Regions from separate parts of the Homo sapiens genome. Here regions 1 and 2 are each linked to region 3. A link is an interaction called in ENCODE POLR2A ChIA-PET data of the cell type or tissue named here. Cell type or tissue: HepG2. All regions are shown on one strand. Links, peaks and the distances in the headings refer to the core of each region. The heading gives the core; the rest is flanking DNA.

Region 1 (7,708 bases), core at 1,209-6,208, 61 kb after region 3:
CAGGAAAATCGCTTGAACCCGGGAGGCAGAGGTTGCAGTGAGCCGAGATCATGCATTGCACTCTAGCCTGGGTGACAGAGTAAGACTCTGTCTCAAAAAATAAAATAGGCCGGGTGCAGTGGCTCATGCCTGTAATCCCAGCACTCTGGGAGGCTGAGGCGGGCAGATCACCTGAGGTCGGGAGTTCGAGACCAGCCTGGCCAGCATGGTGAAACCCTGTCTCTATTAAAAATACAAAAATTAGACAGGTGTGGTGGCAGGCACCTGTAATCCCAGCTACTCTGGAAGCTGAGACAGGAGAATTGCTTGAACCCAGGAGGCGGAGGTTGCAGTGGGCAGAGATCATGCCATTGCACTCCAGCCTGGGCAGCAGAGTGAGACTGTCTCAAAAGAATAAACAAACAAACAATAAATAAATAAAAAAAATATAAAACAAAATAAAATACCATAGGAACACCCTGAAGAGAAGGGTTACTTTGGCCATGAGGCAATTTCTCATCTCCTTCCATGTCCTTGTAGATTACTTCAAGGGACTGAAATGAAGGAAGGGTGACAGCACCACATGGCAAATTCACAGCAGGTTGAACGATATTCCCATGCAATGGAGGGAGAAGGGGGAGGGCAATTCAAGGGATGCAGCCTCTATGTGAGCCCCACAAGACCATGGCTGTGACCCTCTCTGCAGCATCTGTATCCAAGACTCAAGACTTACACAAAGATTAACTCTGCTGCATGTGACACAGAATTGAGAATGACTGAAGTACTGTCTTGCCCTGAAATTCTATTTCTACAAGTTTGCTTTAAACATGCATTCTACGTTGTATTTCTTAATGGAACATTTCCTTTCTATTAATTACCATGTCTTTGTGTTTAAATACATTTGTAACTATATTCAAGCGACTTGGTAAATGGAGTTTCCAAGAGAACAAAGCAATGACTTGATTGTCAGGCCTCTGAGCCCCCATCATATCCCCTGTGACCTGCACTTATAAATCCAGATGGCCTGAAGCAACTGAAAAACCACAAAATAATGAAAATAGCCAGTTCCTGCCTTAACTGATGACATTGTGATTTGTTCCTGCCCCACCCTGACTGATCAGTTAGCCTTGTGACATTCCTTCTCCTGGACATTAAGTCTCCGGAGCTCTCCACCGAGCACCTTGTGACCCCCACCCCTGCCTGCAAGAGAACAACCCCCTTTAACTGTAATTTTCCACTACCTACCCAAATCCTATAAAACTGCCCCACCCCTATCTCCCTTTGCTGACTCTTTTTGGACTCAGCCCACTTGCATCCAAGTGAAATAAACAGCCTTGTTGCTCACACAAAGCCTGTTAGTGGACTCTCTTCACACAGAGGGGCATGACATTGATATTCTGGAATGTTAAATATGTTACAAAGTAAATTCATGATGCCAGAGTTAAAAACAAAAACATGACGGGGCTTGGTGGCTCACGCCTGTAATCCCAGCACTTTGGGAGGCCGAGGCAGGCAGATTGCCTGAGGTCAGGAGTTCGAGTCCAGCCTGGCTAACATGGTGAAACCCCATCTCTACTAAAAATACAAAAATTAGCTGGGCGTGGTGGTGGGTTCCTGTAATCCCAGCTACTCAGGAGGGTGAGGCAGGAGAATCACTTGAACCCAGAAGATGGAGGTTGCAGTGAGCCAAGATCGCACCACTGCACTCCAGTCTGGGTGATAGGGCAAGACTCTGTCTCAAAAGAAAAAAAAAAAAAAAAAAACCCAAAAACATATAAACTCTTAACATTCCTTTTTCAAACACAAGCTGTGCTGTCATCCTTTCGATTATTACCATAACATAATTTTAATTAAACTCTTACTTTTATTTCATTTATGTGACTAGGCCTAAAATCAACATTTTAACCACACCATGAAAAAATCATTAGCAATTTATACTCACTCAGTGGTTGAAATGAAGTAGTGAAAACCATTTTGCTTTTCCTCCCTCTCTCCCTTTCTTTCTCCCTCCTTTCCTTTCCCCCCTTTTCCTCTTTTATTCCTCCTTCCTTTCTTCCACAAACATTCATCCTTTTATGAGCCTGAAGCTTTTCTAAGTGCACACATTTGGAAGATATAATACTTAGATTCAAGCATACTTAACCAGCCATGTCCAGAATAAGTTTAATGTGATGCAATTGACCTATTGTAATATCCATCCACACGTCTCACATGTTTTTAAACTCTTATTTTGGCCCATTCATCTTTGAATACTGACTCACCACCATGCAGTTCTTGATTAGATTATTGTTCACCTCTACTCTGAGAGCAAAATAAGAGTGTGCTCAGCTGACTGTAGTGAGTCAGTGGACCCTCTTTTCATTTCCTAATTCCAGTTCTACTTCAGGATTGAATAAGCAATTATCTACACAGCAATTGTAATTAAACCCATTAATTAAAAAAATACACATAGACCTTAACACATCAATTAAAATGGTATAGGTTGTGTCTAACAAAGATGTGAATCAAACAAGTAAATATTTCTATGTACAAAGGCTAAAATAGAAAACAAGACTGAGTATGTTTAACATAGCTGATCTATCACTGTGGACCTGCTTCCATGTCTTCTGCTGTTTTTAGAAATGATTTTTTTTTCTTTTTCTTTTTCTTTTTTTGAGATGGAGTTTCACTCTTGTTGCCCAGGCTGGAGTGCAATGGCACAATCATGACTCCCTGCAACCTATGTCTCCCAGGTTCAAGTGATTCTCCTGCCTTAGCCTCTCGAGTAGCTGGGATTACAGGTGCATGCCACCACGCCCAGCTAATTTTGTATTTTTAGTAGAGATGGAGTTCCTTCATGTTGGTCAGGCTGGTCTCAAACTCTCGACCTCAGGTGATCTGCCTGCCTCGGCCTCCCAAAGTGCTGGGATTACAGGCATGAGCCACCACGCTCTGCCAGAAATTATTTTCTTTTGTTGCTTTTGTTGTTGTTAATATTTGGTAGGCCGCCCAGGTCTTCTAAAATACGGACAAAAGATAAGAATTTGTTAGCTCTTGTATATGATGTTTATTAACATCCCAATGACACATGAAAACATGTCCTGAAGGGTATCATTTATATTTGAGTTTCTCTTGGCTGGGTGCAGTGGCTCACAACTATAATCCCAGCACTTTGGGAGGCTGAGGCAGGAGGATCACTTGAGCTCAGGAGTTCGAGACCAGCCTGGGCAACATGGTGAAATCTCCATCTCTAGTAAAAATACAAAAATTAGCTGGGCATGGTGGTGTCCATCTGTAGTCCAGCTCCTTGGAAGACTGAGGTGGGAGGATTTCTTGAGCCTGGGAGGTTGAGGCTTCAGTGAGCAGTGATCATGCCACTGCACTCCAGCCTGGGTGACAGAACAAGACCCTGTCTCAAAAAAAAAAAAAAAATTATAGTTTCTTTAAGTCATTCATTTTAAAATAAACTAGAAAATTCTGTATGTTTAGCTAAGCTACTTTATAAAATGAAGTCAAGGGGTAAATCTTAACAAACTTGTCTGAATATAGATTAGGACTTTCCTGTTTATTTTTAGGATAATCCTCAGTGGTGCTGACAATGGGTGGGAAGTAGCCCCCATTTTGAAAAGGGTATCTGCACACATGTGCACAGGCCTTACTATGACACAGTCATTCTTTCTCGTCCAGGAATTGTCACTCCCAAAATCCTATAGCGGAGAAGGCTGGTGTTTCATTAAGACAGGTGCATCTTTGGGGGGACTTCACAAAAAGAGAGAACACACTGGCATTTATTCCCTGTTCCACATGGGATGGAGCCAAGTGAAGGGGGACAGTAAGAGCACCCCTTAGAGAATCGAGGGGCTAGCCAGAAACAGGTGAGGGACTTTTACTCCTTGGCCAGATGCCTGCTGGGCTGGAGGAGTGTGTAGGCCTGCCCAGTGCTACTACAGGACTGAAAGGCAATTAAGTTTTGGGGAGAACCTGACAAGGGTCTGATAGAGGCAGGAGGCAGGCAAATGCCTAGGCAGATAGGGGCAGGTCCCTGGTGAAACCCAACCTTCAAGACAGAAACTGTCCTGGGTAAATACTCAGATGGGATTGAGAACCCACCTTCCTGTTTGGTGCACTTTCCTTTGATTGATCCCCACTCTTCACCTATTTTACATATACCTACCTTTTCCTAATTGGTTTTCTACACTGTTGTGCCCACCTTTGAGTGGTGTCTTTGCTATGACCATTTTTGGATACTCACAAACCAATCAGCACACACTCCCTATTCTGAGCCCATAAAAAGCCCCAGGCTCAGCCATATCGGGGAACTTTCCTGTCTTCGGGTAGGAGAACTACCCCCACCTCCTGCCGTGTCCCCTCTTTTTGCTGAAAGCTTTCCTTTCACTTAATAAATTCTACTCCACTCACTGTTTGATGTTTGTGTGCCTAATTCTTCCTGGTCGTGAGACAAGAACCCAGACTTAGCTGAGCTAAGGAGCAAAAATCCTGCATCAGGTCTCCTGGAGTTTGAGGGGGTATAGAGGAACTAGAGTGACCTCTAGTGACAGGGCAAGTACACAGGGTTGCTGTGGCAGCAATTACACCACCATTGTTTGACTGGGCAAGAATGCATAAGGTTATCCATGAACCACGGGGACACTGTGGAGACTGTTCACCAGATGGAGTAAAAGGACAGATCATGTACCATTTCCTCAATGCTGGTCCTGCCTGTCAGCTGTCATAGAAGACAGGGGAGGAATAGGGATGAGAAGAGAGGACAGGAGATTTAAATTGGATGAGAAATTAAAGTTTAATATAGACTGAACTAGAATTTTCCATAGCTGAAAATGAGACTCTTCTCACATCTGAGAATGGCCCCAAAGCTAAGAGATCTCCCTGAAATGTCATCTGGGGCAAAGAAGGGAGATCTGCTTGCTTGAAGGTAGCAGTAGATAAGAAAAAGTAGTTTACTGATTATAATAACCAATTCAGCACATTCAATAAATTAGTTACACAGTTTATTTTAAAAGTAAGCTACTGTACCACCTATGGTCTAACCTTGCATATATATATAAAACCCACAAAGAAAAAATAAAAACAAATTAAAAAAAAAACTTGAACCTGAATTTAGACTAGCCTCTTCAACAAACTACCAGCTTACTGGAAGTATAGGTGATGGAAAAACCCATTAATGACACCAGGAGAAAACTGTCAGCCCAATTCTGAATGTAAGAAATTCAACAGGACAAACAGCCTTACTTCTTCAATGAACACATAGCAGGTTACAAAGTTAATTCATGATCCCAGAGTTAAAAGCATTAGAAAAGCGAGGAAACACAAGGGAAGGGGAACTGTCATACATTAAAAGAGACTTTAAAAAAAGTTTGTTTTTTTTTTGAGACAGAGTCTCGCTCTGTCGCCCAGTCTGGAGTGCAGTGGTGCGATCTCAGCTAACTACAAGCTCCGCCTCCCGGGTTCACGCTATTCTCCTGCCTCAGCCTCCCGAGTAGCTGGAACTTCAAGCACACGCCGCCACACCCGGCTAATTTTTTGTACTTTTTTTTTTTAGTAGAGATGGGGTTTCACCGTGTGAACCAGGCTGGTCTCAATCTCCTGACCTTGTGATCTGCCCACCTCGGCCTCCCAAAGTGCTGGGATTACTGGCGTGAGCCACCAAGCGTAGACTAAAAAAAATTTTTTTTAATTTTAATTAATGAATTTATTTATTTTGGAACGCTTCACGAATTTGCATGTCATCCTTGAGCAGGGGCCATGCTAATCTTCTCTGTATCGTTCCAATTTTGGTATATGTGCTGCTGACGCAAGCAAAAAACGGACTTAAGAGAATATGTAAAATATGTAATGTCTGCACTGTGTTTGAATTTTTATTTGAACAGCCATAAAAATACTCTTGAGACAATCAAGAAAAGTTAAACTTGGACTGGATGTTAAATATGATTCTTTGGAGGCATGACAATGTTATTGTTATGTTTCTTTTTTCAAGTTCTTAGGCATTAGGGAAGCATACTGAAATATTTACACGTAGAGAAATTTGATGACTGGGATTTGTTTTAAAATACTCCATGATAAAAGAAAAAATTGTGAGAATTTAGGGGGTAAGGGAAGATTCATAAAAAAAGAATGGCAGGGTGTAAATAATTATTGAAGCTGGGCAATAGGTACATATGGCTTTGTTACATTTTTCTTTCTATTTTCACATGTGAAATTTTCCATAATGAAAGGTTTAAAGGCCAGGAACCATGGCTCATGCCTGTAATCCCAGAAATTTGGGAGGCTGAGGTGGACAGATTGCTGGAACTCAAGAGTTTCAAGACCAGCCCGGGCAACATGGTGAAACCCCATCTCTACAAAAAATACAAAAATTAGACAGGTGTGGTGGCACATGCCTGTAGTCCCAACTACTTGGGAGGTTGAGGTGGCAGGATTTCTTGAGCCCAGGAGGGTGAGGCTGCAGAGAGCCATGATCACAGCACTGTACTCCAGCCTGGGCAAGAGAGTAAGACTCTGTCTAGATATCAGATACCTTGATTTTATTTTTTTAAGGTGTGAATGTAATATGGCATAATGAAGTTAACCTCAGTTTTGAATACTGGCTACATCTTTTATCAGCTATATGACTTAGGAAAGTCACTTAACCCTTACAACCTCCATTTTCCCTATTGCCAAATAAGAATTATGATTCCTCTTGGCCGGGCATGGTCGCTCATGCCTGTAATCCCAGCACTTTGGGAGGCCGAGGTGGGCAGATCGCTTCAGATCAGGAGTTTGAGAGCAGACTGGCCAACATGGTGAAACCCCATTTCTACTAAAAATACAAAATTAGCTGGGCATGGTGGTGCATGCCTGTAATCCCAGCTACCCGGGAGGCTGAAGCAGGAGAATGACTTGAACCCGGGAGCAGAGGTTGCAGTGAGCCAGATGGTGCCACTGCACTCCAGCCTGGGTGACAGAGTAAAACTGTGTCTCAAATAATAATAATAATAATAATTCCTCTTGTTGCAATAAAGATTTAATGAAGCAGGGCATGGTGACTCACATCTGTAATCCCAACACTTTGAGAGGCTGAGGTGGGCAAATCATTTGAGGTCAGGAGTTCAAGATCAGCTTGGCCAACATGGTGAAGCCCCGTCTCTACTAAAAATACAAAACTTAGGCAGTGTGGTGACACATGCCTGTAATCCCAGCTACTTGAGAGGCTGAGGCAGGAGAATCTCTTGAACCTAGCAGGCGGAAATTGCAGCAAGCTGAGATTGCACCACTGCATTCCAGCCTAGGCGACAGAGATTCTGTCTCAAAGAAAAAGATTTAATGAAATAATGTGTGTAAAAGGTTTCGCAAAGCACCTGGCAGAGTAAACCTAAGTATTAGCCTAATCAGATTTAATTTTCATTTCTCACTATGTTCTCATTTAGTTTCTTTGTTTTTTGAGATGGAGTCTTGCTCTATTGCCCAAGTTGGAGTGCATTGGCATGATCTCGGCTCACTGTAAACTTCCCCTCCTGGGTTCAAGTTATTCTGCTGCCTCAGCCTCCCGAGTAGCTGGGATTACAGGTACCAGCCACCATGCCTTGCTAATTTTTATTTTTAATAGAGACAGGGTTTCTCCATGTTGGCCAGGCTGGTCTTGAACTCCTGGCCTCAGGTGATCCTCCTGCCGCAGCTGCCCAAAGTGCTGGGATTCCCTTCCCTTCCGTTCCGTTCCCTTCCTTTCCCTTCCCTTCCCTTCCCTTCCCTCCCC
Region 2 (7,708 bases), core at 1,209-6,208, 220 kb after region 3:
TCTAAAAGTGAATTTGAAAAGGAGAATCAGAAAGGAAAAGCCGCTATATTAGACTTGGTTAGTAGTTTACATTTACTTTCTTAGGTAGAAGTGATTATTTTATTTAAAATGTACTGATTTTTCTGCTTAATTCACAGTTTGCTTTTCTTTCCACATTTAAATAGTTTAAAGTAGTTCTTATGAGGAAATTAATTGGGATTGCTTAACCTGAGAAGAAGCCCAAGATAATAATGTGTGTGTATGCACCTGTGTGCACGCCATTTTCTAAAGGCCAAGAATATTTTCAGTTGAATATTAGTCTTTCTCATGTGTGTTGTTATGTTCTTTTCTGTTTAGAGAAAACATTTTCTATCTGTACACTTTTCCTATTGTGATCATTTCTTAATTTATTGTTTCCTAAGTTTTCTTGCTTCCATTTTCTTGAAGCCCATTGCTATAAAAGTAGTGTGGCAAGTTAATTATAATGAATTGTGTGACATAAAATGTGATTTCTAAAGTGTTCTAAGATATCATTTTAATGTTTAAAATATGCCATTGTGACTTGGTTGATGATCAAAACCCTTAGTGTTTTGTTGTCCCTCCTCCATTACTTCTGTAATATTTTCCTAGTTTTATCATTGAAATGGATGATCCTGTCTCATCTTAGCTCATCATAATTTTAGTTTATTTCTTCGTGTGTATCTTACTAAGGTTATAAACTAAACTTCTTAAGGTTATTACAAATATTTTTTATGTAATATAGTTTTCATTTTTTTTAAGGAAAAAACTTGCAAAGAATTAAAGCATCAACTTCAAGTGCAGATGGAAAACACACTTAAGGAACAGAAGGAACTGAAAAAGTCACTTGAAAAAGAGAAGGAGGTAAGATTTTTTTTTTGTAACATAAAATCTGTAAAGTATAGTAAGGTCTTTATATTTTCAAATAAATATATAAAGCATGTTTGTTCTTGGGGGCATTTCCACAGATAATTTTTTTTTATAGTTTTAAGAAAAATAAGCATTTTCATACTGATATTTAGGTCATAGGTTCATTTCTCTGAAATGTAACAAATCATGTATATAGTTTAAAATTGTTATTTGTATTTTGCCTACTATTAAAAAGACTTAAGCTAGTTTATAATCAAAGACCCAAATAAAGAAATATTATTAATAAAGGTAGAAAATTGAGTCAGCTAACTACAGGGTTAAGGACCATTTTTATGGTTGAAAAAAAAATCTTAAAAGGCTTTCTATAGAAATGACCTTTATTTCATGGACTCTTTATGGCTCTTTATTTCATGGACATTTATACACATACTAATGTATACTTGATAATGGTTGTAGAACAACCAAAATATTTTTCTGTGGTTAATGCTTCTATTGTTTCCAGCAAAAACAGACAAGCAAATGAGTAAACACATGGGTATAATATATGGTTGTTGCTCTCTGAAGCCATACCTGCTAGCTGCTAGAGTCTAGGTATGCAACTTTCTAGAAAATCTGATTTGATAAAGGAGCAAGACATAGTACTGACAAGTATTTGATGTGATTGTATTCTAGTTGTTGATTGAAAGCAGACTTGTGTTGTAGATGCCAGCCATGTAAGTAGCAAAATTATAATTGCTTCATGCCCAAGTTCTGAATCAAGATTGTTCAAATTTATATCCTGGCTATGCCATTTATTAGCTATGCCATTTCGCCATCTTTTAGACCAAATACTTAATCTCTGTGCTCTAGTTTCTATATGATAGAGTCTATATGAATCTATGTGATAGAGTTATTGTGAGAAATAAATGGGTTAATATCTTTAAAGTACTCAGTACACTGACTATAATAAAGTAAATGCTCATGCTAGTTATTATTTTATCATTGGTTATATCATATATCATCCTTATTGTCATACTCTCTGACTCCTGTTTTGCATAAAAATATTTTGCTATTCATTGTGGAGATAAGCTGAGACGTCTATATATAACACTAACATTTTTTCAAAAGTAACTTTGGATATGGTCAAATGCTTGAATGTAATGCTAGGTTCTTAGTAAAATATGCATAGAACATGAAAACATGACTTTGGTTGGAGGGTGGGAGATAATAGTGGTTTACCTTGGTGACAGAGGAACTTCAGTGTGACTTCTGTATGATGTCTGAATTTGAACAGAAACATATCCTAGTGGATTGTACAAACAAGGTAGTAGTAAAATATGCCCCAGATCTCTAAATGAGGTAACTATTCTACAGTGTATTATTATTATTATTTTAAACAGAGTCTCGCTCTGTCAGCCAAGCTGGAGTGCAGTGGCGCAATCTCGGCTCACTGCAACCTCCACCTCCTAAGTTCAAGCGATTCTCCTGCCTCAGCCTCCCAAGTAGCTGGGATTACAGGTGCCTGCCACCACGCCTGGCTAATTTTTGTATTTTTAGTAGAGACAGGCTTCACCATGTTGCCCAGGCTGGTCTCGAGCTCCTGACCTCAAGTAACCTGCCCGCGTTGGCCTCCAAAAGTGCTGGGATTATAGGCGTGAGCACCTGGCCTGTGCAGTGTAATTTAATGTCATCAGACAGATACTAAATGTATTTTGTCAAAAGTGATTTTGTTTTTATCATAGTTACTATAGAGCTATTCTTTGCGACAACTGTGGCCAATAGGCTTAGTGGCATATGAGAATTTTTTTTTTTAATTATTATTTTTTGAGATGGAGTCTCTTGCTCTGTTGCCCAGGCTGGAGTGCAGTGGCACGATCTCGGCTCACTGCAAGCTCTGCCTCCTGGGTTCACACCATTCTCCTGCCTCAACCTCCCGAGTAGCTGGGACTACAGGCACCTGCCACCACACCCGGCTAATTTTTTTGTATTTTTAGTAGAGATGGGGTTTCACTGTGTTAGCCAGGATGGTCTCGATCTCCTGACCTCGTGATCCTCCCGCCTCAGCCTCCCAAAGTGCTGGGATTACAGGTGTGAGCCACCGTGCCTGGCCGAGAATATTCTTGAAAGACAGTTGACATCCAACAATTTAGACATTGATGTTGACATACCTATTTTCCATAATACAAGAGAATACTAATGTAGATCATTTACAAGCTGTAACTATACAATTATAAGTCAAAAAGAAAGGTAGTGTTAAAAAAAATAATAAAGATTAATCCAGCATGTCACCTAATAGTGAATAGTGTTGGTTATGAAAGCAATATGAGGGCAGGTATCTTTACTAATTATCTGTAGCCAACAGCCTCAGTAATTTCTTCCTAGAGTAGTGCCTGGAGTGTAGTAGTTACTCAGTAAATTGTCTTTTGAATGAACAAATGAAGGCTAAATAGATTTTTTTTTCTAGTTACTCAGTACATCGTCTTTTGAATGAACAAATGAAGGCTAAATAGATTTTTTTTTTCTTTCAGGCTTCTCATCAGTTGAAATTGGAACTCAATTCAATGCAGGAACAACTTATACAGGCCCAGAATACTTTAAAACAAAATGAAAAAGAAGAGCAACAACTTCAGGGGAACATAAATGAGCTAAAGCAATCAAGTGAACAGAAGAAAAAACAAATTGAAGCACTCCAAGGAGAGCTTAAAATTGCTGTTTTACAGAAGGTAGTGATATATTTGTTTACTTTTTATAGGAAGAAAAACTTGGCAATTAAGAAAATAGTATGATGATTAATACAGATGGATAAGTTGCAACATTGAAAAGTTTACATAAGCTAATTTTTTTCTAAGTTTAATATATGAAAGCATTTGACTATATTATCAAATACCTGAGTCTGGATTTCCATTCACTATAACTCTCTTGTCAGATAATTGTTATTTAAAATTATTGTACTAATCATTTGATAGACATGAAACTATCTTATTAAAAATAATATATAACTGGCCGGGCACAGTGGCTCACGCTTGTAATCTCAGCACTCCAAGGCAGGCAGATCACCTGAGGTCAGGAGTTCAAGACCAGCCTGGCCAACATGGTGAAACCCCGTCTCTACTAAAAATACACAAATTAGCTGGGCGTGGTGGTGCATTCCTGTAATCCCAGCTACTCAGGAAGCTGAGGCAGGAGGCAGAGGTTGCAGTGAGCTGAGATCATGCCGCTGCACTTCAGCCTGGGCGACAGAGGTACTCTGTCTCAAAAAAAAATAATAATAATAATAATGTAACACTTAAGGAAATAATTTATGCAACATTCATCGTGTATTAGAAAAATTTAAAGGAATTTAAAATAAATCATTCTTATTAAGGGCTAAGAATAAAAATTACAAAGTGGGATATCTTAAAAACATTCACTAGTGTAAAGCTTCATATAGTTTTAATTATTAATATTTTAAGTTACACTGTAATGGTTTCCATTTCCAAATCTATTCTAATTTATTATTGAGCATATTTTTTATTCTTAAGTGTTTTAATACTTGTCCAGACCAAGAGTTGGTAAAAATGGATTATACTTAATATGAAATATTTGAGCACAATGAGTTCCTTCTCTACTGTTAGTATGTCCATGTTAATTGGTCTATGGAGAAGATAGTAGAATCCCTCCTATGTAGAATAAACTAAATATATCATGCCATTAAGAGTTGGCTTTCATACTGCTAAAGTACAAAGTATATAAATTAAAACAATCAAAAATACACATTTTATGTTGACCACTGTTTTTGTAGCTATTATTATGCTGCTTTACAAAATAGTAGTTCTTTAATAATACAACCAAGAGTAGACAAATGTGTCTATTCTTTTGTTTTTCTTACCATATATAATCAAAAGTCAACATGTAATTATCACAGTGCATACTTTGTTGTATGCTTTCATATCCTGAGGTCATTTTCTTCAAAATATACTAGCCTTGTATCCAAATATTTACAAAATCTTCGTTTTTATAGCATCGTAACTTAGTGAAATAAAAAACACAAGTATTTTTAGCATGTTTTCTTATTTAAAAATTATGAGTTATAATAATATTTCTTTTGGATTTGTGATTAATATATATTGCCTGTACAGTTGACCCTCCATATCTGTAGATTCTGTAACTGCAGTTGGAGTTGAAAATATTTGGGAGAAGAAAAGCAATAAAAAGTAACAGTACAGTATTAAAAAATAATACAAAATTGGCTGGGTGCAGTGGCTCACACCTGTAATCCCAGCACTTTGGGAGGCTGAGGTAGGCAGATTACTTAAGGTCAGGAGTTCGAGACCAGCCTGGCCAACATGGTGAAATCCTGTCTCTACTAAAAATACAAAAATTAGCTGGGCATGGTGGTGTGCACCTGTAGTCCCAGCTACTCCGAAGGCTGAGGCAGGAGACTCGCTTGAACCCCAGAGGCAGAGGTTGCAGTGAGCCAAGATCGTGCCACTGCACTCCAGCTTGGGCAACAGAGTGAGACTCCATCTCAAAAAAGCAAAACAAAACAAAACCAAAACACCCAAAATTTAAAATACAGTAAAACAACTATTTACATAGCATTTACATTGTATTAGGTATTGTAAGTAATCTAGAGATGTTCAAGCCAGGCAGATCTGAATGCAAATTTTGTTTAATTTTGTTAAATTTGGACACACATTAACTTACTGGTCATAGAGAAATGATTCATCTTTCTGAGCTCAATTTAATGGAGTCATAGAGTTGTTGTAAAGATTGAGATAATGTATTTAAAGTTTCTAGTACTGTGACTCATACAATGTGGAAGTAAAATAGTTGTTGGATATTATATGGAAGTATAGCAAACTGTGACCTGAGAATGTCAGTGTATATGGTAGACCATGTAATAATAGGCCATGACAAAGTTATCATTGTCACTGGCCCATGGTGAAGTAGGGAAAACAAGGATAATGTTTAAATGGGTATAGATGTATGTGTGTACACACTTAAATATATATATAAAACATAAAAATATGTATACACACATTATGTCTAGATATGTAGTTTTATATCTATAGCTATAGAGTTATATATATAAGTAGATATCTATAGATATATAGTTTTCCACATTGAAGGTCATAATGCACTTACACATTTTCTGCATATATATATATAAATAAAAAGTAATACTACAGCATTAAAAATACCAAAATTTAAAATACAGTAAAAACAACTATTTACATAGCATTTATATTGTTAATGCTATGTTACCTAATGGTATTGTAAGTAATCTAAAGATGATTTAAAACATTATATATAGCATAAGACTATTCGGGAGTTACTGATCTAGAATCAAGAAAGCATGCTGTTAAGTCAACAATCCCTCACCAACTTTGCTCAAAATCTAATGTGGAAATATAAAGTGAATAGGATATGGCCCCTTATTTTCAAGCAGCTTATAATTTAATGAGAAAGCAAAATGTAAAGCAAAAGAAAACTGTATTATATAATGGAGCAGTTATCAAACTGTTGCATTTATCTGTTTTTTTTTTCATTTAACTTCTTCACTAATGGATTTGAGTTCCTCAAAGACAGAGAATTTTGTCTTTTCTAGCAAATAAGCTCTTAATCATTTTAAAAAAATGAATGAATGAGTTTGTCAAAGGAAAAATATTGAAAGCCCAAACATGAGCCCAAAGAGCTATTATGGCCATTATTGAGACTTCACAGAGAGCTTAGTTAAGAGTCAGAACAATAATTAAAGAGTTAAGAAACCTAGATTTGTGAAAAAATGTTAAAGAAAAGAAGCAGTATTTTAGAAAAGAAAATGTGTAAGTGCATTATGACCGTCAATGTGAAAAAGATATCCAGGAATTCTTCAATGTGAATTGGAAGAAGAACTCTATGAAAGGAGGATGGCATGGGATGTTATCAGATACTGTATAGGGAGATCAGCTCTCTGCTCCCCGATAGGCAGTTAGCACCAATTCCTATCATTCTGTCTCCTAGCTTTCTTGAATCCATCCTTCTCATTTTCCACTGCTACAGCCTTAGTCCAGACTTTCTTTTTCTCTTATCTAGGCTGTTAATATAGCCTAATAAATGTTCCGGGCCCTCCAGTCTATTTGTCATTCAATCACTTGTTTCAGAAATATTACTAGGCACTTATTTTATGCCATGGCACAATTCTAGGTGCTGAAGACGACACAGCTGCGAATAAAACAGACATGGGACCTGTTCTTGTGGAGCTTATACTTTAGTGCGTAGAGAAACTAAACAGAGAGGTATGAAAGATAGTGATGGGACATAATTCTACTGAAGGTTGGGTGATCAAAGAAGCTTTGCTGAAGAGATTTGAGTTGATGTTGGTATTTTCTAAAAACAGATGACCAATATGGTTAAATTTGGTTCTGAGGGAGAAGGTAACATGAGATGAGCTCAGATAATTAGACAGGGGCCAGATCATTTATATGCAAATTAGATTATGAGATAACAGAATGGTATATTTTATTCTAAGGGCAATTGGACTCTATTGGAGAATTTAGAACAGAGAATGGTGGGGTTTGACTAAAGGGAAAATAAAGGATTTTGTGAATGATTATAATGATTTGTGAATATATTTTGGAAGTTGCATCATCAGGACTTTCTGATAGATTCAAAAGTGAGAGGTAATAGGAAGAGGATCAAGGATAACTTGGGTTTGTGCATGTGGGTAGTTGGTAATGCCATTTATTGGGGGAAGTAGCAGCTTTTTTTTTTCTTTTATTTAAGTTCTAGTTTACATGTACACAACATGCAGGTTTGATACATAGGTATACATGTGCCATGTTGGTTTGCTGCACCCATCAACTCATCATTTACATTAGGTATTTCTTCTAATGATATC
Region 3 (7,708 bases), core at 1,433-6,432:
AGCACTGCATTGGACAAATGGGGGACTGACTCTCCCACTACACTTCCTAGCTGTGTGACCTTGAGCAAATGACTTAAAATCTTGACACCTCAGCTTCCTGAGCTCTTAAAGCTGGTACTGGTGCCTAGCTCAAAAGGTGACTGTGAGGGCCAAATAACACAATACATATATGCTTGGCATACTGTAATCCTTCAATCTATTTTAAGTTTTATTGTTAGTTTTATTAGTTTTAGTCTTACTAAGATGCAAATGACTGGCAAGGCGTGGATGTGTTCCTCCTGGGCTGTGGGAAGCCTGGTGTACAGGAGCCTAGTGTTCCTCCCGGAGGAGAGACAGTGACAGCAAGGCACACACACCTCAGCATGGCTCTGCACTGTCTGCTCACCTACATGCATAGAAGAACTCTTCTGGAATAGAAGACCCTTTATTTCTTTGTGAAAACAGCTTGTGCTGCTGAGGCAAATAACAGAAAATAATGAGCTCTGGAAAGTGATGGTTCTTAGGAAATCCTCAGCAATTTGGGATAAACGGGAGAGTGGAACATGAAGCTGGGCAGTGCCCAAGATCGATGCAGTGAATGAGTCCATAAGTCCATCACACACGTTCTGCGGAGAAAGGAAAACATGGTGTATGAAATGTTTTAGTAAGTACTAAACATTTACTAAACAGCTAGCACAAAAACTGCTTATCACGTGAGGCATAAAACTGTAGTAGAAGTTGGAAATGCACAAGTGGTGTGAGACCGTACAGAAAGCATGAATCTTGATGGAACTGAGACATGGGAGAAAGCAAGGGGCCCGGCTGATCATTGCATTTTCACAGGCTGAGGGATTGGTGTAAGATGTCCGATATATTCCTGTCCAAAGTCAAGTGTTGGCTTTACTCTGTTGGTGTGTGTCTGCCTCTCCATTGGCCAATGGCCTGCTTGAAGAGAGGGTTCTGTCTTCATCACTCTTCTCTCTCTTTCAAACTAGCTCTGTGTCTGGCACTTGGTAAGTGTCACCTAGGTGTTTAGTGAGTGAATAATTGAGTGAATCCATCTCAGGAGCCAGGTTCCAAGGTCTAAGCAGGTCTAGCATATAGGAAGCTTGTGCTAAGACAGTCAGCTAGGACCCGTAGGTGTCTGCCTAAGGACAGGATGGGTGGAGGCATAGGTGGGTAGGAAAGAGGCCAGCCTCCTCCAGGGCATTCCAGTTATGAAGTGTGAAGGTCTGCAGGGACTTTGAACTCAGCATTGCAAAAGTTTACCGGTTCCATTGATGAAGATACAGGAAAAGGTAGGCTGAGATCCTGGTAGAGCCACTCAGGAGGTTAAAAAGACCATGGTTTTGAGGGAAGCATGGAGCCAAAATGGTGTCAAACCTCTTAGATCTCAGAAGGAACCCAACCTTGAAGATTAAGTTATCTGTGTCTAGAGAACATCATACCTTGGGCTGGGTGCAGTAACTCACCCCTGTAATCTCAGCACTTTGGGAGGCCAAGGTGAGAGTATGGGTTGAGCCGAGGAGTTTGAGACCAGCCTGGGCAACATATTGAGACCCCAGCTCTACTAAAAAAAAAAAAGTTAGCATGGTGGTACATGCCTGTAGTCTCAGCTATGCAGGAGGCTGAGGTGGGAAGATAGCTTGAGCCCAGGAGCTACAGGCTGCAGTGAGCCATAATCGCACTACTGCTCTCCAGCTTGAGTGACTTTTGGAGATCTTGTCTCCAAAAATTAGTTAGTTAATTAAGTATATAAAACTAAAAAAATAAAATTCTACTTTGTTTGAGGCACCTCAGGATCTTACCCGGATACAATAGCAATCATTTTTTGAGCACTTTTATGCCAGACATTGTGCTAAGTGTTTTGTCTACTTTATCTAATTTAATTTTCATAACAGCTTCAAAGATAAGTACCATGATTCCCATTTTAAAGATGGGAACTGAGGCTTAGTAAAGTTAAGCAACCAATAAATTATAGATCAGAGATGCAAAGCCACACTGCATGACTACAATATCTCATGCCATTGACCACCAAGAAAAACTCCTACCTTTATTTTATTTGTAGGTTAGGGTGTGTGAATATGTGTGTAGACTTAAAATATCTACCCTCGTTTTATGATTCTTCTACAAATGTTGCTTCTAGAACTCCTTGGCTATACCCTTAAATTTCTAGACTAGAGAGACACAGATGGACTTTATGGTGGTACCCAGGATCTCTATCTCCTGAAGTTTCTGCCCTCTTGAGTGTAGGCAGGACCTGTGACTTGCCTGTAACCAGTGGAATATGGCAAAGGTAATGGGGTGTCATTCCCAAGATCATGTTTGTTCATGTAGAACTCTGTTTTCTTAGTAGACCCAGGTAGAGTCTCTCTCTCTCTCTCTCTTTCTCTCTCTGTTGCTGACTTTGAAGAATTGAGTTGCCATGAACCCTACAATGGCAAAGAAATAAATTCAACAACCTGAGGGAGTATGCACAGAGATCTTTACCTGGTCAAGCCTCTGATGAGAACCCAACCTTGACCAACACCTTGATTGCCACCAGGTGAGACCCTAAGGACAGAACCCAGCAGAGCTGTGTTCAGGCTCCTGACTCAAAGAGCATGTGAGATAATAAGCATGTGTTGCTTTAAGCTGTTAAGCGTGTGGTAGTTTGTCACACAGCATAGAAAACAAATACACAGACCATTACCTGAAAAACAAAAACAAAAACAAAAAACCTTGCTGTGTGATGATTGGAGAGACACTGGGTTCAGAGGATGGGGCAAAGCTGCTCTTATTTTTTTCCATTGGTGGAAATTAGTCTATGAGAATCCTCCTCCTTTGTGAGCAACAAGAAGGCCTTTGTTAAAAAAAAAAAAAAAAAAAAAAAAAAGCCTATCTCCCTTTGTTCTCCAGCCAGCCTCTCTCTCTCGGGTGTCCTCTAGAGTCCTAGCTCTCAAGCTCTCAGTGGAGCTGGGCAGTGGGGAATAATGTCATAGTCCCTTCAGGCTGTTATCACAAAATGCCATAGACTGGGTAGATTATAAACACAGAAATTTATTTCTCACAGTTCTGGAGGCTGGGAAGTCCAAAATTAAGGTATTGACAGATTTAGTGTCTGGTGAGGGCCTGCTTCCTCATAGCCAGTCGTTTTCTCACTGTAACCTCACATGCTAGAAGAAGCAGGGGATCTCTCTGAGGCCTGTTATATGGGGCACTAATCCCATGATGAAGGTTCCACCCTCCGGACTTCATCTAACTCTAACGACCTCCCAGAGGCCCCATTCCTAATATCATCACCTTGGGAATTAGAACTCCAACATATGAATTTCAGGGGAATGCATATTCAGTCCATTGCAGAGGGTTCAAGTCCCTTCCATTATGCCCAATGGAGGGGAAATAAAAATGGTATGGCTTCAGGGTGAAGTATCTACAGGATAAACATATCTTTCCATATCCTGATTAATTCTAATCATATATTCTCTGTATTATGATGCCTGATGTTCCTGGGGTTTTTTTTTTGTTTTTTTTTTTTTTTGCCATGTTACCAAAGACTCCCTTCTATTATTTTAGTTGGTATAAAACAGGGTCTAATTAAGTTGTTAGTTCATTACCTCACCTCCGGGAAAGAGGGAAAAGAATAAAATTTCACTGGGCCTCACCTCTTATCAGAAAAAGGTTTTATATCACTGAGAATAGGGAAACTGCAGGTTAAAGGCTAAATTCCTTTGGTTGTAATGTAATACCAAAGCTGTTCTTTTTTTTTAAGGATCAAATAAAGCCTGTACTTAAACAAATTGTGTGTGCAAATACAATCGCTGTCCCTCTTGCTGTGACATGTTTGTGCTGGCTGAAGCTTGAAGTATTCTACCACTGAAGCTCACAGGGGTTTGGGTGGAGAGCTGATCCTGGGCAAAGAGGGCAGGTGACTTATTGATTGCATGAAAATTCCCTCCCTGCAAGCAAAACAATAGCATCACTGCCATTCGTGCCTCAGCTTCATGGTGGGGCGGTAGGAGAATGTGTGTTTTGCCTGCTTTGTTGCAAGGAGGAAAGGGAGGGTTGCTCTGTCCTGGTTGAGGAGGCAAAGGTGGCATTCCTGTATTTTTGTTGGATCCCTTTGCATGAACAACCTCACCTGTCAAAACATGGTGAGAAATAGAAGTAGAACAAAGAAGAGAGAAGCAGGAACCAGTGAGAAGACAGATTGAACTGAGCCAGGACCTTAAAATACAAGCTGTAAAATGTCCGATTGCATTTTATTTTACAGCTGCTTGAACTTACCATTTTTGGCTAACGTGTATGTGTGTATTTATATATTTGTCTATATAACTAACCATGAAATTGTTATGTCTAGGCCAATGGATTTTTTTATTTTTATTTTTTAGAGACAGGGTCTTGTTCTGTCACCCCAACTGGAGTGCAGTGACATGATCATAGCTCACTGTAACCTCCAACTCCGGGACTCAAGCAATTCTCCATCCTCAGCCTCCAGAATAGCTGGGACTATAGCAGTGAGCCACTGCTCCCAGCAACAATGGATATTTTTTAATATTATCGTGTGTGTAGATATAATCATAAATATATAATTTCTGGACAACAAGTATCAAACATATTAATTTGCTTTGTGTAATGCCTTTCACCACCTAACAATAGCTAGTGATTTCCAGCTTTTTAAGACACAGCTTTATAAATGAAGTGCTTAGGCAGTGGAGTGGCTCAGGCCTATAATCCTAGCACTTTGGGAGGTTGAGATAGGCAGATCGCCTGAGGTCAGGAGTTTGAGGCCAGCCTGGCCAACGTAGTGAAACCCAATCTCTACTAAAAATACAAAAAATTAGCTGTGTGGTGGCGCATGCCTGTAATCCCAGCTGCTTGGGAGGCTGAGGCAGGATAATCACTGGAACTGGGGAGCCGGAGGCTGCAGTGAGCCGAGATCATGCCACTGCAATCCAGCCTGGGCAACAGAGCGAGACCCTGTCTCAAAACAAATAAACAAATAAATAAATAAGCAAAGTGCTTTCACATAATTATCTCAGTTAGAGGCCTGAACATCAGCTCACCCTCTTTTTCTCTGAGGACTCTTAGAACTTCCACTCTTGACTTTCAGGCCCAGTCTAACAACGACGTATCCCTCAGAATTTCATGATAACCAAGGGCAGCTCTGTCACTTGGGCTCTGCTCTCCAGTGTGACTCAAAGCCTTCTTCCTATTCCTGGTATTTCTGAGTTCCTGAAACTGCCCTCCTGCCTCTTGTCCTGGGATCATCTCATGCAGCATTTTCTCCAAATATTCCTTTCACCTGTTTGCTCTAACGGACATTGGAAGACTTCTGAGGCCATTTCCTTCCCCACTGCCTCTTCAAGGACAGGATAGTTTTTTGTTTTGTTTTGTTTTTTCTTTCTCATCCCCCTTGCACCCTAAGGCCAAGAAGTAGAAAAAGCATCCCCCTGGCTCCTCACTGTTGACTGCAAAGCATTTCTCTCCCTCCCTCCTGACACTGTCTCCTCTTGCTCCTTTCCCCCCATCTTGGACCAGTCATCTCCTTGACCTCCGCTCATTCCTGCTCATTCAAAAACACTTGAGCCCCTGACCAATGTGCTTTCTCTCCACCCACTCCTGCATCATTCTCTGACCTCAGCTTTCACAGGCTGCCTCTCTACACCCTGATATCTCAGTTCCTTAACTTCTTTACCCCACTCCACCTCATCTCAGCCAGTCACCCCCTTGGCCACTACTGGGCTTTTTATTTACACCACCAGTACCTGCTTTCTTTCTGAAATTTCCAACTACTATCTATTTCTTAGTCTTTGGCTGACTGGCTTTGTAGTTACTTTTTTTTTTTTTTTTTTTTTTGAGATGGAGTCTCGCTCTGTCACCCAGGCTGGAGTGCAGTGGTGCAATCTCGGCTCACTGCAACCTCCGCCTCCCTGGTTCAAGCGATTCTCCTGCCTCAGCCTCCTTAGTAGCTGGGATTACAGGTGCGCACCACCATGCCTGGCTAGTTTTTGTATTTTCAGTAGAGATGGGGTTTTCCCATGTTGGCCAGGCTGGTCTCGAACTCCTGACCTCAGGTGATCCACCCACCTTGGCCTCCCAAAGTGCTGGGATTACAGGCATGAGCCACCAAGCCCAGCCCGTAGCTACATTTATTTTACCTTAAGCATGGACTCTGACACTTAAGAATTATCTGTTAGCCTTCTATCTTTACTTATTATTTATTTTTTGGAGGCAGGGTCTCCCTCTGTTGCCTAGGCTGGAATGTGGTGGCATGATCACAGCTCACTGCAGCCTCTGCCTCGGATCCTCCCACCTCAGCCTCCAGAGTAGCTGGGACCACAGTACTCTGCACCATCACACTAGGCTAATTTTTTGTTTTGTATAGATGGGGTCTCACTTTGATGCCCAGGTTGGTCTTGAACTTCTGGGCTTGAGGGATCCCCCCGACTTGGCCTCCCAAAGTGCTAGGATTACAAGCATGAGCCATTACACCTGGCCCCATCTTCATTTTCTTCCCATCTGGTTTAGAGTTCATTTCCATTGATATCACTTCCTTAAAATTATTCTTGGCTCATTAGATATTCATAGACAAAAATAAATCTTCATCTAAATCTCATACCTTATACAAAAATTAACTGATTATGAATTATAGAGGTAAATGTAAAATGCAAAACTATGAAGCTTTTGGAAGATAACATAGAAGAGTCTTTGGGACCTTGGGCTTGGTAAAGTGTTCTTGAATGTGATACCAAAAGCACAAACCGTTAGAAAAATAATAAATTGGACTTTATCAAAAATTTAAAAGTTTTACTCTGCAAAAGACCCTGTTGAAGATAAAAAGACAAGCTAAAGACTGGGAGAAATATTTGCAAATCACACATCTGACAAAGGACTAGTATCTGGAATATATAAAGAACTCTGAACCTCAACATTAAAAAGAATCTAGTTGAAAGTTGGCAAAAGACATCCAGAGAGTTCACCAGAGAGGATACAAAGATGGCAAACAAGCATTTGAAGATATGTTCAATATCACTAGCCATTAAGGGAAATGCAAATTAAGACCATTACTATACACATATTAGAACAGTTGAAATGAAAACTAATGACAACATATTGATATAAATAAATTGTCAAATAAATAAATAGATGGAGGAGAATAGACAAATCTTCCATGTAAATGAATTTCAAACAATTTATGAGGGTACTGTACCCTGAAGGAGGTGGAACATAGCTTCCCATTCTTTAAGTGACTTCCTTCTGAAGAGTAGTGTGGAAAGAGGGAAAAGTAACTTCACAATGAAGAAATGTGACAAACACTATTTCAACCAGTTGAGCAAGGTTGATATCAATAGTGATGTTCTATTGATACTATGTAACCTTGATAGAATATGATGAGAATTCTATCAAGAATTCTTTTTTATTTTTTATTTCTTTTTGAGATGGAGTCTCGCTCTGTCGCCCAGGCTGGAGTACAGTGGAGCGATCTCCGCTCATTGCAACCTCCGCCTCCCAGGTTCATGCCATTCCCCTGTCTCAGCCTCCTGAGTAGCTGGGACTACAGGCTCCCACCACTGCATCTGGCTAATTTTTTGTATTTTTAGTAGAGACGGTGTTTCACTGTGTTTGCCAGGATGGTCTCAATCTCCTGACCTCGTGATCCACCCGCCTCGGCCTCCCAAATTCTATCAAGAATTCTTGACTGCACTTTATCTGTGTGGTCTTCCTCCCCACAACCCCCATCTGAACA

What was found. Peaks named below come from ENCODE experiments on the same cell type or tissue, not always from the same donor. Only the 100,000 strongest peaks of a DNase experiment are listed, where the experiment ranks them.
Region 1: POLR2A ChIA-PET joins it to region 3 with 7 read pairs; 3 of 35 experiments call an interaction of 5 or more read pairs at or near these places.
Region 2: POLR2A ChIA-PET joins it to region 3 with 7 read pairs; 3 of 35 experiments call an interaction of 5 or more read pairs at or near these places.

What each region holds. Positions count from the first base shown.
Region 1 is chr12:92,950,709-92,958,416 of GRCh38, reverse strand. It overlaps the pseudogene RNU6-1329P. Among named protein-coding and RNA genes, the nearest start is that of EEA1, 25 kb to the right of the region's middle. In HepG2, for the core only: a CTCF peak has its summit at 4,515 (motif pointing left); a DNase peak (open chromatin) is centred at 1,356.
Region 2 is chr12:92,794,753-92,802,460 of GRCh38, reverse strand. It overlaps EEA1 (early endosome antigen 1), which reads left to right. Exons shown (of 29, transcript NM_003566.4): 19 at 1-57; 20 at 760-861; 21 at 3,375-3,569. Among named protein-coding and RNA genes, the nearest start is that of PLEKHG7, 96 kb to the right of the region's middle. In HepG2, for the core only: no CTCF peak of the experiment used is centred there; no DNase peak of the experiment used is centred there.
Region 3 is chr12:93,012,308-93,020,015 of GRCh38, reverse strand. It overlaps LINC02413 (long intergenic non-protein coding RNA 2413), which reads right to left. Exons shown (of 4, transcript XR_945212.3): 4 at 409-605. The region is part of intron 3 of LOC643339 (a long non-coding RNA gene); the gene reads left to right. Among named protein-coding and RNA genes, the nearest start is that of LINC02413, 25 kb to the right of the region's middle. In HepG2, for the core only: a CTCF peak has its summit at 2,899; DNase peaks (open chromatin) are centred at 2,875 and 3,835.